Regions from separate parts of the Homo sapiens genome. Here regions 2 and 3 are each linked to region 1. The links are chromatin contacts, found by Hi-C or POLR2A ChIA-PET in ENCODE. All regions are on one chromosome and are shown on one strand. Each heading gives the region's core, a stretch centred on a gene start or an enhancer-like site at or near the end of the contact. The rest is flanking DNA. Distances are from core to core; before and after follow the strand shown.

Evidence for each region. A loop is a pair of places that touch in the nucleus more often than their neighbours do. ChIA-PET counts read pairs that join two places held with the same protein, here RNA polymerase II (POLR2A). Pooled maps may share reads with other maps.
Region 2: POLR2A ChIA-PET joins it to region 1 with 13 read pairs in HepG2. The contact joins two enhancer-like sites. POLR2A ChIA-PET finds 5 or more read pairs at or near these places in 19 of 52 experiments (A549, AG04449, B cell and 15 more).
Region 3: POLR2A ChIA-PET joins it to region 1 with 20 read pairs in MCF 10A. The contact joins two enhancer-like sites. A Hi-C loop is called at or near these places in 1 of 168 maps with a recorded cell type or tissue (mammary epithelial cell) and 1 of 50 pooled maps. POLR2A ChIA-PET finds 5 or more read pairs at or near these places in 27 of 52 experiments (A549, AG04449, AG04450 and 21 more).

Annotation. Positions count from the first base shown.
Region 1 is chr17:43,359,246-43,362,779 of GRCh38, forward strand. No RefSeq gene overlaps it. Among named protein-coding and RNA genes, the nearest start is that of LINC00910, 28 kb to the right of the region's middle. RefSeq lists enhancers at 798-1,493, 1,539-1,718 and silencers at 1,969-2,028, 2,479-2,578. Within about 2 kb of position 1,251, at least 38 of the 41 ENCODE cell types and tissues checked have a DNase peak (open chromatin) inside an H3K27ac peak, as active enhancers do.
Region 2 is chr17:43,448,335-43,452,896 of GRCh38, forward strand. It overlaps MIR2117HG (MIR2117 host gene), which reads left to right. Exons shown (of 2, transcript NR_146952.1): 2 at 2,563-2,863. Among named protein-coding and RNA genes, the nearest start is that of MIR2117, 5.8 kb to the left of the region's middle. RefSeq lists an enhancer at 4,153-4,562. Within about 2 kb of position 1,402, at least 4 of the 41 ENCODE cell types and tissues checked have a DNase peak (open chromatin) inside an H3K27ac peak, as active enhancers do.
Region 3 is chr17:43,463,835-43,467,853 of GRCh38, forward strand. No RefSeq gene overlaps it. Among named protein-coding and RNA genes, the nearest start is that of DHX8, 18 kb to the right of the region's middle. Within about 2 kb of position 2,302, at least 3 of the 41 ENCODE cell types and tissues checked have a DNase peak (open chromatin) inside an H3K27ac peak, as active enhancers do.

The sequences.
Region 1 (3,534 bases), core at 1-2,500:
CAAACAAAACAGCAAGGAGAAAAGTCCCCTGATTTCCATCCTAGTGCTTCTCAATCACACTCAGCACAGCAGCAACAAAACACAACCACATCTATCGAATCTTACTGCTCATAGCTGTTAAATATCAAATCTCAATCAGCAATTTTAGAGCCGGATCCTCCAATGCTTTTGGTTCCCAGTGTTTCACAAGCAAACGGACAGAAATCGGGAGGGACATAGGAGAAGAATCAGTTAAAATCCCTAAGACCAGTTAAATGAAGTCTCCTGAAAATGACACTGAAACGGAGACAGCAACCAAGACAAGGAGGACGAGGCAGACTAATACAAAGAGCATAGCCTGCGGTGTCAAACCTGTTTTTTAGCCGAGAGGGGCTTTACTGGGAGGGGCCTCTAACCCTCCTCGGTCGGGCCTCTAACCCGAGGTCGGTCAAGTGTCCTTGCCTTTTATTAAGAGGGGCCTCTAACCCACTCTCTTTTAGGAAAGACTCTAACTCCATTAAGTTGGGCCTCTAACCCAATCCCATTCTTTACCCGGGCACTCCACCACTTACCCAAAGTCAGTCTACTGACTACTGCAGTGCTGCAGTCTACTTCCTTTGGGTTGGGGGAGTTTCTTCAGTATCGTCCCTTCCATCATTCGCCAGAAATATGTTATAGGACCCCAACACTTCCCCAAAGCACTATAGTCCCATCTGTGGTGGCCAGAAATACGTCACAGGAAAAGGGCCCCGATCCAGACCCAAAGAGAGGGTTCTTGGGTCTCGCGCAAGAAATAACTCAGGGCAAGTCCGCGGTGCAAAATAAAAGCAAGTTTATTAAGAAAGTAAAGTGGTGAAAGAACAGCTACTCCACAGACAGAGAAGGGCGTTCCTGAAACTAAGAGAAGGAACGTATCCACCCTAGGTACAATGCTTGTACACATGGGGAGAGGTGTTCTGTTACAAGGGTTTGTGATAATTAACTTTAATTATTACATTTTGCAAGAATCCCTATTACTACCTTTAAAGCAAAATTAGGAACGCCTTTGTTCTCCAGATATCCAGCTATCTGGACACTCGGGTCTCTTCAGTAAACATTAATTTGTTCCCTTAACCGTAAGTATCTGAAAGCTAGGAATATCCTTCTGAGAATGCAGGCCCGTAAGTCCCGGCCTCATTTTTCTAGCCCTCACTCAAAATGGGGTCGCTTCAGGTTCCAACGTCTCTGACAGTCATACTACATATGACTCAGCCACGTCAATGGAAAAAGTAGACTGGATAGTGACGTACCCGCAGAAAACGAATGCAACAATCTGTCATACAGATCTGACGGCAGTCAGATTCTGCAGTGAAGTAGAGGCGGTAAACTTGAATGCAACGATCTTCATACCGCATCCCACAAAGCCACGTAAATCCAAAAGCAGTCCGACTCTCGATAGTGAAACACATGCGGTAAACTTGAATGGAAAGATGTTTATACTGCCTCGGATAGAGACACGTAAATGAAAAAGCAGTCCCACTTGGGATAGTGAAGTATGGGCGCTCAACTTAAATAGGACCGTCCGCATATCGTATGTGAGTGAAGCAAGTAATAGCAAAGGGCAGTCAGATTACGGAGACCGATGGCGACTGAAGTGAGTGCAGTAACCTTTAACTCAATGATCGTCACGCCGCAACCAAGTGAAACCGAAAGCAACTAAGCGCTCGAAAGCACGCCCGGCCAGCTCAAAAACTACGGCGCTGATGGACCCCAGTGATCCGACGTAAAGGTGCAAACGTAAAGCGCACACGGCCAATTTAAAAGCAGCGGCGCTGATAGGCCCGGACGAACCGACGTGAACGCGTAGAAGTAAGGTACGCGCGATGAGCTTAAATACGCGAGTACTAAGAGACCGTGAAACCCGGATTTAAGCGTGTAAACGCAACACACAACCTAGGAGGTCAGTAACAACGGTCCCAACTGATGCAAATGGCCCAATGCAAACACGTTGACAATCTCCCGTTAGCGACAGTAACAGACGCTAAGCGCCCAATGCGAACAAAACTCCCGCTTCGAAAACTACACCTCGGAATCCTTCCAGCGATCAAGGGCCAGCAACACCACAAGCCTTCCACTGTATCAACACCGTTTTCAAAACGAAAATGTTAACGATCGGCCACTGTACTCCTTCTCCCACACATCCTAACCTCAGGGTGACAGATAGCACCCTGAATAACTCTCTCTCCTACGTTGAGATTGTGTATCTTTATCCAAATCTGAACACCTGCGTAAGTAATATTGTTACTATTTTGGAGGATATTCACTTTCCTTTTTTGCTCCCATAACTCCCGAGAGAAGCAGCCATTTTAAATTTGCATGCCCCGCCGTGCCCTGCCTGCCAACCACTGAACAGAAAAGCGCCTGTAAATCACTGGAATCTTGGGAAAGCTCCTTCGGCTTCATTGCCCTTCAGGAGGAAAAACCCACAACGGAAAAGACACGAAGAGCTCTAGGAGGCTCTTCTTTCCTCCTCCTCCCCCTCCCCTTCCCCTCCCCTCTCCCTCCGCCTCCCTTCCCCTCCGCATCCCCTCCCCCTCCCTTCCCCCTCCCCCTCCCCATCTCGTCCTGACCTAGCTGGCATCCAACATTACTTTAAACTTTTTTTCACACATACGTTGAAAGAATTGTTTGGTGAACACCCGTATGCCCATCACCTAAAGTCATCTTGCTGTACTTGCTTTATTACATGTGTTACAGACGTCTAATTACATTTTTTTTTTCTTTTTTTTGAGAGGGAGTCTCGCTCTGCCGCCCAGGCTGGAGTGCGGTGGCGCGATCTCGGCTCACTGCAAGCTCCGCCTCCCGGGTTCACGCCATTCTCCTGCCTCAGCCTCCCGAGGAGCTGGGACTACAGGCGCCCCCACTACGCCCAGCTAATTTTTTGTATTTTTTAGTAGAGACGGGGTTTCACCGTGTTAGTCAGGATGGTCTCGATCTCCTGACCTCATGATCCCCCGCCTGGGCCTCCCAAAGTGCTGGGATTACAGGCTTGAGCCACCGCGCCCGGCAATTACATATTTTGTATAGCTGCACACATGGAGACAGGTACTCAGGTCTCGTCCCTCTAGCCATTTCTCAACTGTCTGGTCCGGCAAGGGCAAGTTTTCGAGGAGGCCAGGGTGCAGCCCTCAGGGGAGCACATGCTCTGACTGGTTGCAGGGCTGGGCGGAGCCTTGGGAAAGGGGCCCCTGTAAGAGTTAAAGAAAGAGGATATAAACACGAAAAGAGTTTGGCTCTTGTTGCCCAGGCTGGAGTGCAATGGAGCGATCTCGGCTCACCACAAAGTCCGCTTGCCAGGTTCAAGTGGTTCTCCTGCTTCAGCCTCCCAAGTAGCTGGGATTACAGGAGCGCGCCACCATGCCCGGCTAATTTTTGTATTATTGTATTTTATTTATTTTTTTTTTTTAGAAGAGACACGGTTTCACCATGTTGGCCAGGCTGGTCTCCAAATCCTGACCTCAGGTGATCCACCCGCCTCGGCCTCCCAAAGTGCTGGGATTACATGAGGTACCGCAC
Region 2 (4,562 bases), core at 152-2,651, 89 kb after region 1:
GCCCAGGCTGGAGTACAATGGTGTAATCTTGGCTCACTGCAATCTCCGCCTCCCAGATTCAAGTGATTCTCCTGCCTCAGCCTCTTGAGTAGCTGGGATTACAGGCACCCGCCACCACGCCCAGTTAATTTTTATATTTTTAGTAGAGATGGAGTTTTGCCATGTTGGCCAGGCTGGTCTCAAACTCCTGACCTCAGGTGATCCACTCTCCTCGACCTCTCAAAGTGCTGGGATTACAGGCATGAGCCACCGCGCCTGGCCCATTATAAATTCTGGATACAAATCCTGTGTTGCACATATGATTCGTAAATATTTTCTCTTAGTCTGTGTTTTGGACACAATACTTTTTGTACATGTGTCTGATGAGAGAAAGGTATGGAATTAACATTTACTGAGCACCTACTATGTGCTGGACGTTGTAGTGGATTGCTGGAGGAATAGGGATATAAGTAAGATAGAGTCCCTATCCTCAAGAGAGGTTTCCTGGAGGAGGGGTGAAGTTTGGACACTACTGTCTATACTACAGGCAGAAATTTTTGTAGAGACGGGGTCTCACTATGTTGTCCAGGCTGGTCTTGAGCTCTTGGGCTCAGGCGATCCTCTGAGCCACAATAAGGTAGAAGAGGGAAATGTAGAGCCAAGTGGTTACAAGTAAGGACTTTGGAGTCAGTTTGTCTGGTCCCAGCTGCAGCACTTACCACCTGTATGTCCTTGGGCAAGTTACTAAATCTCTCAGTACCTCGGTTTCTTCATTAGCAAAATTAGGGCAGTAATAATGCCCATGGAAGGGCTGGGGGTACGAAATGAGAGGGTGTAGGTGGCAAAGGGAAACTCTCCACTCTTATCTACTGTATTATCATTTATTTGGGTAGCAACGTTGTTCTGTGGCCATCAGGGGAAGCTACCCTCCACCTCCTGGAGGAGGTGTCATTGGAGCTGAACCTCAAGGCCTGGAAAGACTTCCAGAAGCTGAGATGGGTGCATTGAAGTGGTGGAAGCTGCTCTTTAGAACCTATATTTTGCCCCAAACCATATATTCCTCCCCAAAGAGAGAAGTTTTCCTCTTTCTTGTTCCATCCCCTCCTCTCTTCATCCTGCGCTGTCCTCTCATCAAGTCTTTTTCTTTCTTTTCCCTGTCTCTCCTTCTCACCTGCCAGAGGCTTCTATGGGCCCCTCTTGTGTCCTTGGCCTTATGAAGTCACCGACACTTGGGTTATGGGCTGCTGCTCTGAGGCTGCAGGGTCACCTTCGGCCCCTCGATGGGGACTTTACACTCTACTCCAAACAGAAGCAGGATGCTGTCTTGGGGATTCTTTCCCCCTGCAGTCTGGTGCCCTGGTGCCAGTGCTCAGGGAATGAATTTAGTGCTGGGTCACTTCCAGTACAAATTATTGAGCAATTTTCTGTGTGGACATCAGGCCTATGTTGAGACAACAGCTCTGCCAGTTCGAGCTTGTTCCGTTAATAATTTACTGGCGGAGAAATGGGAGTTAAATGAGCCAGGAGGCATATTTTGCATGAACTTTGAGGGTACCTCTGACAGCAGTTCATGTAATTTGTCCGGGAAGATACTAAAGCTGTCTGAAATCTAATGTCCTGCCTGCCACACTGACCCTTTGGATCCATTTTATTAACACAGTTGGCTTTGATTTATGTTTATTTTATTGCTTTGGTTTCTCTTCTGAACTCATAACCAGAGTGGTGGTGCATGTGGAAAATGGCTCTGTGAAGAATTAGGTTCCCAGGTGTGCTTGTGGAAGGAAACCTAGCAGCAGCTGTGGGTTTTTCTCGGCTTTGCAGGACTGGGATGTCTTGTGGCAAAACTGCCCCTTTCTGAGTGACTGGCCACTGTGTGTGTGCAAGGCCAGCACCATTGATGTGTGACCTGTGCAGTTAAGCAGGGCCCCATGTTTAGAAGGACCCCCTGCTTGATTTAATGCTCTGCTGTCACCATTTAAACGTCTTAATAATTTAGAAACAAGGAGTCATCCTTTTTTTTTTTTGAGGCAGAGTTTTGCTCTTGTCGCCCAGGCTGGAGCGCAATGGCGCGATCTCAGCTCACTGCAACCTCTGCCTCCTGGGTTCAAGCGATTCTCCAGCCTCAGCTTCCCAAGTAGCTGGGATTACAGGCACCTGCCACCACGCCTGGCTAATTTTTGTATTTTTAGTAGAGACGGGGTTTCACCATGTTGGCTGGGCTGGTCTCAAACTCCTGACCTCAAGTGATCCACCCACCTCGGCCTCTCAAAGTGCTGGGATTACAGGCATGAGCCACCATGCCTGGCTGGATTCATACATTTTATACTGGCCCCTGAAAATTCTGTAACCAGCCCTGAGTGTGTGCCATGGTCCACATTCCCAATTCTTTATGTTGAACCTAGGTGATTCGCCAAGTTTATTCTGTTCTTTCTGGGGCCATCCCAAAATCCTTAAGGAGGCTATGGCAACTCTGTCCCAGTGTCTTACAGGCCCACCAGCCAAGATATCTGAAAACACATACAGATAAAAAGTTTGCTTAAAAAAAATCAGTTACGGCCTCTTCCCGGCCACCATCCCATCTAGGAAGTGAGGAGCGTCTCTGCCCGGCCACCCATCGTCTGAGATGTGGGGAGCGCCTCTGCCCCGCCGCCCCGTCTGGGATGTGAGGAGCGCTTCGGCCCGGCCGCGACCCCGTCTGGGAGGTGAGGAGCGTCTCTGCCCGGCCGCCCCGTCTGAGAAGTGAGGAGACCCTCCACCTGGCAACTGCCCCATCTGAGAACGGCATTCCAGATTTTTCTGCAGTCCAGAATAGAGCACCACCACCATAGCATTTCAAGCTCATTCTAAGTTCATCTTATCAATGACAAGAGGAGACACGTTGTTCATTCATGTATGAGGTAGTACTTTCCAATTGAAGACATTGCTTTGAAAGAGACTGCCAAATTGGTTTCATTGAGAAGGAATGAAAGAAGCTAAAAGGCTTTCACCTGAGATTTGACAATAGCCAGAAAACCTCTGTTAATAATGAATGTTTCCCTATCTGCAAAGTGAAGATATGTTTCAATGCTTCAACGCATAGGAAGTCTGTAGAACAGTGCAAAGAATATACAGGCATACCTTGAAGATATTACAGTTTTGGTTCCAGACCATCATAAAAAGGTGGATATTGCAATAAGGCTGGAGTGCAGTGGCGTGATCTCGGCTCGCACAACCTCCACCTCCCAGCCGCCTGCCTTGGCCCCCCAAAGTGCCGAGATTGCAGCCTCTGCCCGGCCGCCACCCCGTCTGGGAAGTGAGGAGCGTCTCTGCCTAGCCGCCCATCGTCTGGGATGTGAGGAGCCCCTCTGCCTGGCTGCCCAGTCTGGAAAATGAGGAGCGTCTCTGCCCGGCCGCCATCCCATATAGGAAGTGAGGAGGGCCTCTTCCCGACAGCCATCCCATCTAGGAAGTGAGGAGCGTCTCTGCCCGGCCGCCCATCGTCTGAGATGTGGGTAGCACCTCTGCCCCGCCACCCCGTCCGGGATGTGAGGAGCGCCTCTACCCGGCCGCGACCCTGTCTGGGAGGTGAGGAGCGTCTCTGCCCGGCCGCCCCGTCTGAGAAGTGAGGAGACCCTCCGCCTGACAACCGCCCCGTCTGAGAAGTGAGGAGCCCCTCCACCCGGCAGCCTCCCCGTCAGAGAAGTGAGGAGCCCCTCCGCCCGGCAGCCACCCCGTCTGGGAAGTGAGGAGCGTCTCCGCCCGGCAGCCACCCCGTCCGGGAGGGAGGTGGGGGGGTCAGCCAGCCGCCCCGTCCAGGAGGGAGGTGGGCGGGTCAGCCCCCTGCCCGGCCGGCCGACCCGTCCAGGAGGGAAGTGGGGGGGTCAGCCCCCCGCCCGGCCAGCCGCCCCGTCCGGGAGGTGAGGGGCGCCTCTGCCCGGCCGCCCCTACTGGGAAGTGAGGAGCTCCTCTGCCCGGCCAGCCGCCCCGTCCGGGAGGGAGGTGGGGGGGTCAGCCCCCCGCCCGGCCAGCCGCCCCGTCCGGGAGGGAGGTGGGGGGGTCAGCCCCCCGCCTGGCCAGCCTCCCCGTCCGGGAGGTGAGGGGCGCCTCTGCCTGGCCGCCCCTACTGGGAAGTGAGGAGCCCCTCTGCCCGGCCAGCCCCCCCGTCCGGGAGGGAGGTGGGGGGGTCAGCTCCCCGCCCGGCCAGCCGCCCCGTCCGGGAGGGAGGTGGGGGGGTCAGCCCCCCGCCCGGCCAGCCGCCCCGTCCGGGAGGGAGGTGGGGGGGTCAGCCCCCCGCCTGGCCAGCCTCCCCATCCGGGAGGTGAGGGGCGCCTCTGCCTGGCCGCCCCTACTGGGAAGTGAGGAGCCCCTCTGCCCGGCCGCCACCCCGTCTGGGAGGTGTGCCCAGCAGCTCATTGAGAACGGGCCATGATGACAATGGCGGTTTTGTGGAACGGAAAGTGGGGAAAGGTGGGGAAAAGACTGAGAGGTTGGATGGTTGCCGTGTCTGTGTAGAAAGAGGTAGACATGGGAGACTTCTCATTTTGTTCTGTACTAAGAAAAATTATTCTGCCTTGGGATCCTGTTGATCTGTGACCTTACCCCCA
Region 3 (4,019 bases), core at 1,052-3,551, 110 kb after region 1:
GATCACCTGAGGTCAGGAGTTTGAGGCCAGCCTAACCGACATGGTGAAACCAAGTCTCTACTAAAAATACAAACATTAGCTGGGCATGGTGTCGGGCGCCTGTAATCCCAACTACTCAGGAGGCTGAGGCAGGAGAATCGCTTGAACCTAGGAGGCGGAGTTTGCAATGAGCAGAGACCACACTATTGCACTCCAGCCTGGGCAATAAAAGCGAAATTCTGCCTCCAAAAAAAAAAAAAAAAAAAGAGAGAGAGAGAGAGAGACAGGGTCTCACTCTGTAACCCAAGCTGGAGTGCAGTAGCATGATCACAACTCACTGCAGGCTTGAACTCTTGGCCTGAAGCAATCCTCCCACCTCAGCCTCCAGAGTAGCTGGGATTATTGGTGTGAGCCACTTCACCCAGCTAATAACAGGGATTTTATTGTACATTCAGATTGTGCTTTGATATTACACAACTTTGAATCAGTAATAGTGGGTGACATATGTCATGCAGATACTATGTCCCAGACAATATCCTGAGCTGTGTTTACATTTATTAACTCATTTAATTCTCATAACAATCCTGTGTAGGTACTTGTATTATCTCCATTTTACAAATGAGAAAACTGAGGCTCAGGGAAGTTAAGTAATTTGTCCAAGTTTACACAGTTAGGAAACAGCAGAGTCAGAATTTGAATCCAGGAAGGCAGGACTAGGTGGGGTGGGGGCAGAGCTCGGACACTGGACTCCTCCACAGCTCTGCCTCCTTCAGCCACCACGTCCCAAAAAAAAAAAAGAATTTGAATCCAGTTTCCAGAGCCTACATTATGCTCTTCTGCCTATGGTGACCAACTTGTCCCAGTTTGCACAAGACTTCCCTGATTTGGGCATTGAAGATCCTGTGTCCTGGGAACCCAGTCAGTCCTAGGCAACCCAAGATGGTTGGTTACTTTGGTCTTTCAAATACAGCTCTTCAACGTCAGCTGTTTGTAAATAAAGTCATAATTACCTCTAGCCTGTGTGACATTCAGTTCGCCGATCACTAATGCAAGATAAGGGGGTTGTGAAAATGACCTTGTTAGGCTCTTGCTATTAAAGTAATATTTGGAAATAACATATGGATAATATACGGAAAAAATATGTGCAGAGGACAAAAACAGGAGCCATGGAAAATATTTCCAAATGAATAATAAATAGTGACTGAGAAATAGGATTGGCAAAGAACTGGCTGTGAGGGAGGAAAGGACAGTTGGAAATACCAGAAATAATGATGGTGATGGCGGTGTCATCTCTAACACTGGCTGAGTGTTATGTGCTAAGTTCTGTCCAATCACTTCACCAGCGTTAACACATTTAATCCTCAGGCAGCATGTGAGATAAGCACTACCTACTATTATCTTACTGTGCAGGTGACACAATTGAGGCTCAAAGAAGTTAGGTTAGGCAAATCCTTTTAGCAGCAAAGGAAGCGGCCAGCCTCAGCAGGGGATTACTTGAGACAGCGCCTGGTGCTGGGGCTGGGTGCGGTCGCTTACACCTGTAATCCCAACACTTTGGGAGGCCGAGGCAGGTGGATCACCTAAGGTCAGGAGTTCGAGACCAGCCTGGTCAACATGATGAAACCCCGTCTTTACTAAAAATACAAAAAATTAGCCAGGCGTGGTGGCGAGCGCCTATAATCCCAGCTACTCTGGAGGATGAGGCAGAAGAATTGCTTGAACCCAGGAGGCAGAGATTGCAGTCAGCTGAGATCCCACCACTGTACTCCAGCCTGGGCAACAACAGCAAAACTCCATCTCAAAAAAAAAAAAAAAAAAAAGAGAAAAGGCATCAGAAAAAGGGATGTGGACTCAAGTTTGTTCTTGGCTCAAAAAGCTTTTTCAAAATGTTGCCTGCTTGCAATTTTCCCAGAATTTCTGAAGACAGACACATTTTTTCTAGCCCTGTAATCTTCTCAGATTTGAGCTGGAAATCAGAATAAGGACTGAGTACTGCCCCTTTCACTCACCAAACAGATTACTTCCCTGCAATCAGTAAACAACTTCTTCTTCTTCTCCTTCTCCTTCTTCTTCTTTTTTTGATGGAGTCTTGCTGCAATGCCCCGGCTGGAGTGCAGTGGCACCATCTCGGCTCACTGCAATCTCTGCTTCCCGGGTTCAAGTGATTCTCTTGCCTCAGCCTCCTGAGTAGCTGGGACTGCAAGCATGTGCCACCATGCCCAGCTAATTTTTGTATTTTTAGTGGAGACAGAGGTTTCACCATATTGGCCACTCCAACTCCTGAGCTCAAGTGATCCGCCCACCTCGGCCTCCTAAAGTGCAGGGATTACAGGTGTGAGGCACCATGCCCAGCCCAATAAACATCTTTTGCCTGCAGAGCTTGCCACGTGTTCCAGGTTTTTCTGAGTTAGTAGGAGTCAGGCATCTCCTGAGTGACTTGGCCAGACAAGTGGATGTTAATGAGTGACTGATGAGAAAACATGGGAACAATTGCCCCTGCTGGATGTCCCAGTGTGCAGGAGAAGCTGTGCTGATATCTGTGCTCAGGACTCTTTGGAATGCCATTATGATTTTATGCACCAAGGTGTATTATTGTATTGTAAGGGTTTCGGTTACCCTTAAGGGCTTGCAATTAATTTTCATTTGTCCTAGTCTTTTACAAGAGGGTTACAAATGGCTCCTTTCCTAGTGTTCTACAAAAGTCTTTCCTTTTAAAATAGTGCCCTATGACACAGACACGTGGTCCTAGAGCTTGTGTAATTTTTTTTTTTTTTTTTTAGACGGAGTCTCGCTCTGTGCAGTGGCCAGATCTCGGCTCACTGCAAGCTCCGCCTCCCGGGTTCATGCCATTCTCCTGCCTCAGCCTCCCCAGTAACTGGGACTACAGGTGCCTGCCACCATACCTGGCTAATTTTTTGTATTTTTAGTAGAGATGGGGTTTCACCGTGTTAGCCAGGATGGTCTTGATCTCCTGACCTCGTGATCCGCCCGCCTCAGCCTCCCAAAGTGCTGGGATTACAGGTGTGAGCCACCGCGCCCGGCCGAGCCTGTGTAATTTTAGGCTGGAGTCCTGCTAGCACTGGAAAGCTTTGCCCTCATTATAAATGGTCAACTTGGCCTTCTGATTTCTAAGTTCATCTCCTGATGATTTTGGCAAGTATCAATAAATTATCTGGAGACTGCTTACCAACGTAGGGGGACTGACATGATTTAAAATCCAGTGTCTTCACTTGAGGTTTGAGTGATCAACCAAAGTTTAGCTGTCCTAAGAAGCCCTGCTTCAAAATCCTTTCCTGGCCGGGCGTGGTGGCTCAAGCCTGTAATGCCAGCACTTGAGGGGACCAAGGCTGGAGGATTGCTTAAGCTCGGAAGTTTGAGACTGGCCTGGGCAACATAGTGAGGCTCTGTCTCTACAAAAGATACAAAAAATCCTTTCCAGCATGTTCTCATCTTTCCTGGTACTTGTTCTTGGTGGATGTTCTAAGAATGTCTATTAAATGAATTAATTGCCATTATGTGATTTACCTCCTCTCTAGATTATAAAAAGAAGGCTTTTCCCAGACAGGCACAGTGGTGCACACCTGTAATCCCAGCACTTTGGGAGGCCAAGGCGGGCGGATCACTTGAGCCCAGGAGTTCGAGACCAGCCTGGGCAAAATAGTGAGACCTTACAAAAAAAAAAAAAAAATTAGTCAGGTGTGGTGGTGCACACCTGTAGTCTGTAGTCTCAGGTACTCCAGAGGCTGAAGTGGGAGGATTGCTTGAGCCCAGGAGGCAAGGGTTGCAGTGCACTCCAACCACCACTGCACTCCAACTTGGGTGGCAGCGTAAGACTCTGTCTCAAAAAAAAAAGAAGACTTTTCTGGGAGGTTGCACTTAGCCATGATTGTGCCACTGCACTCCAGCCTAGGCAACAGAGCAAGACCCTTGTCTCAAAAAAAAAAAAAAAAAAAAAAAAGAAGAAGGCTTTTCGCCACTGTTGAATCTTCCACAGCACCTCGCACATACTGGGTGCTCAGTTGCTTTTCTCATTTGCTTGC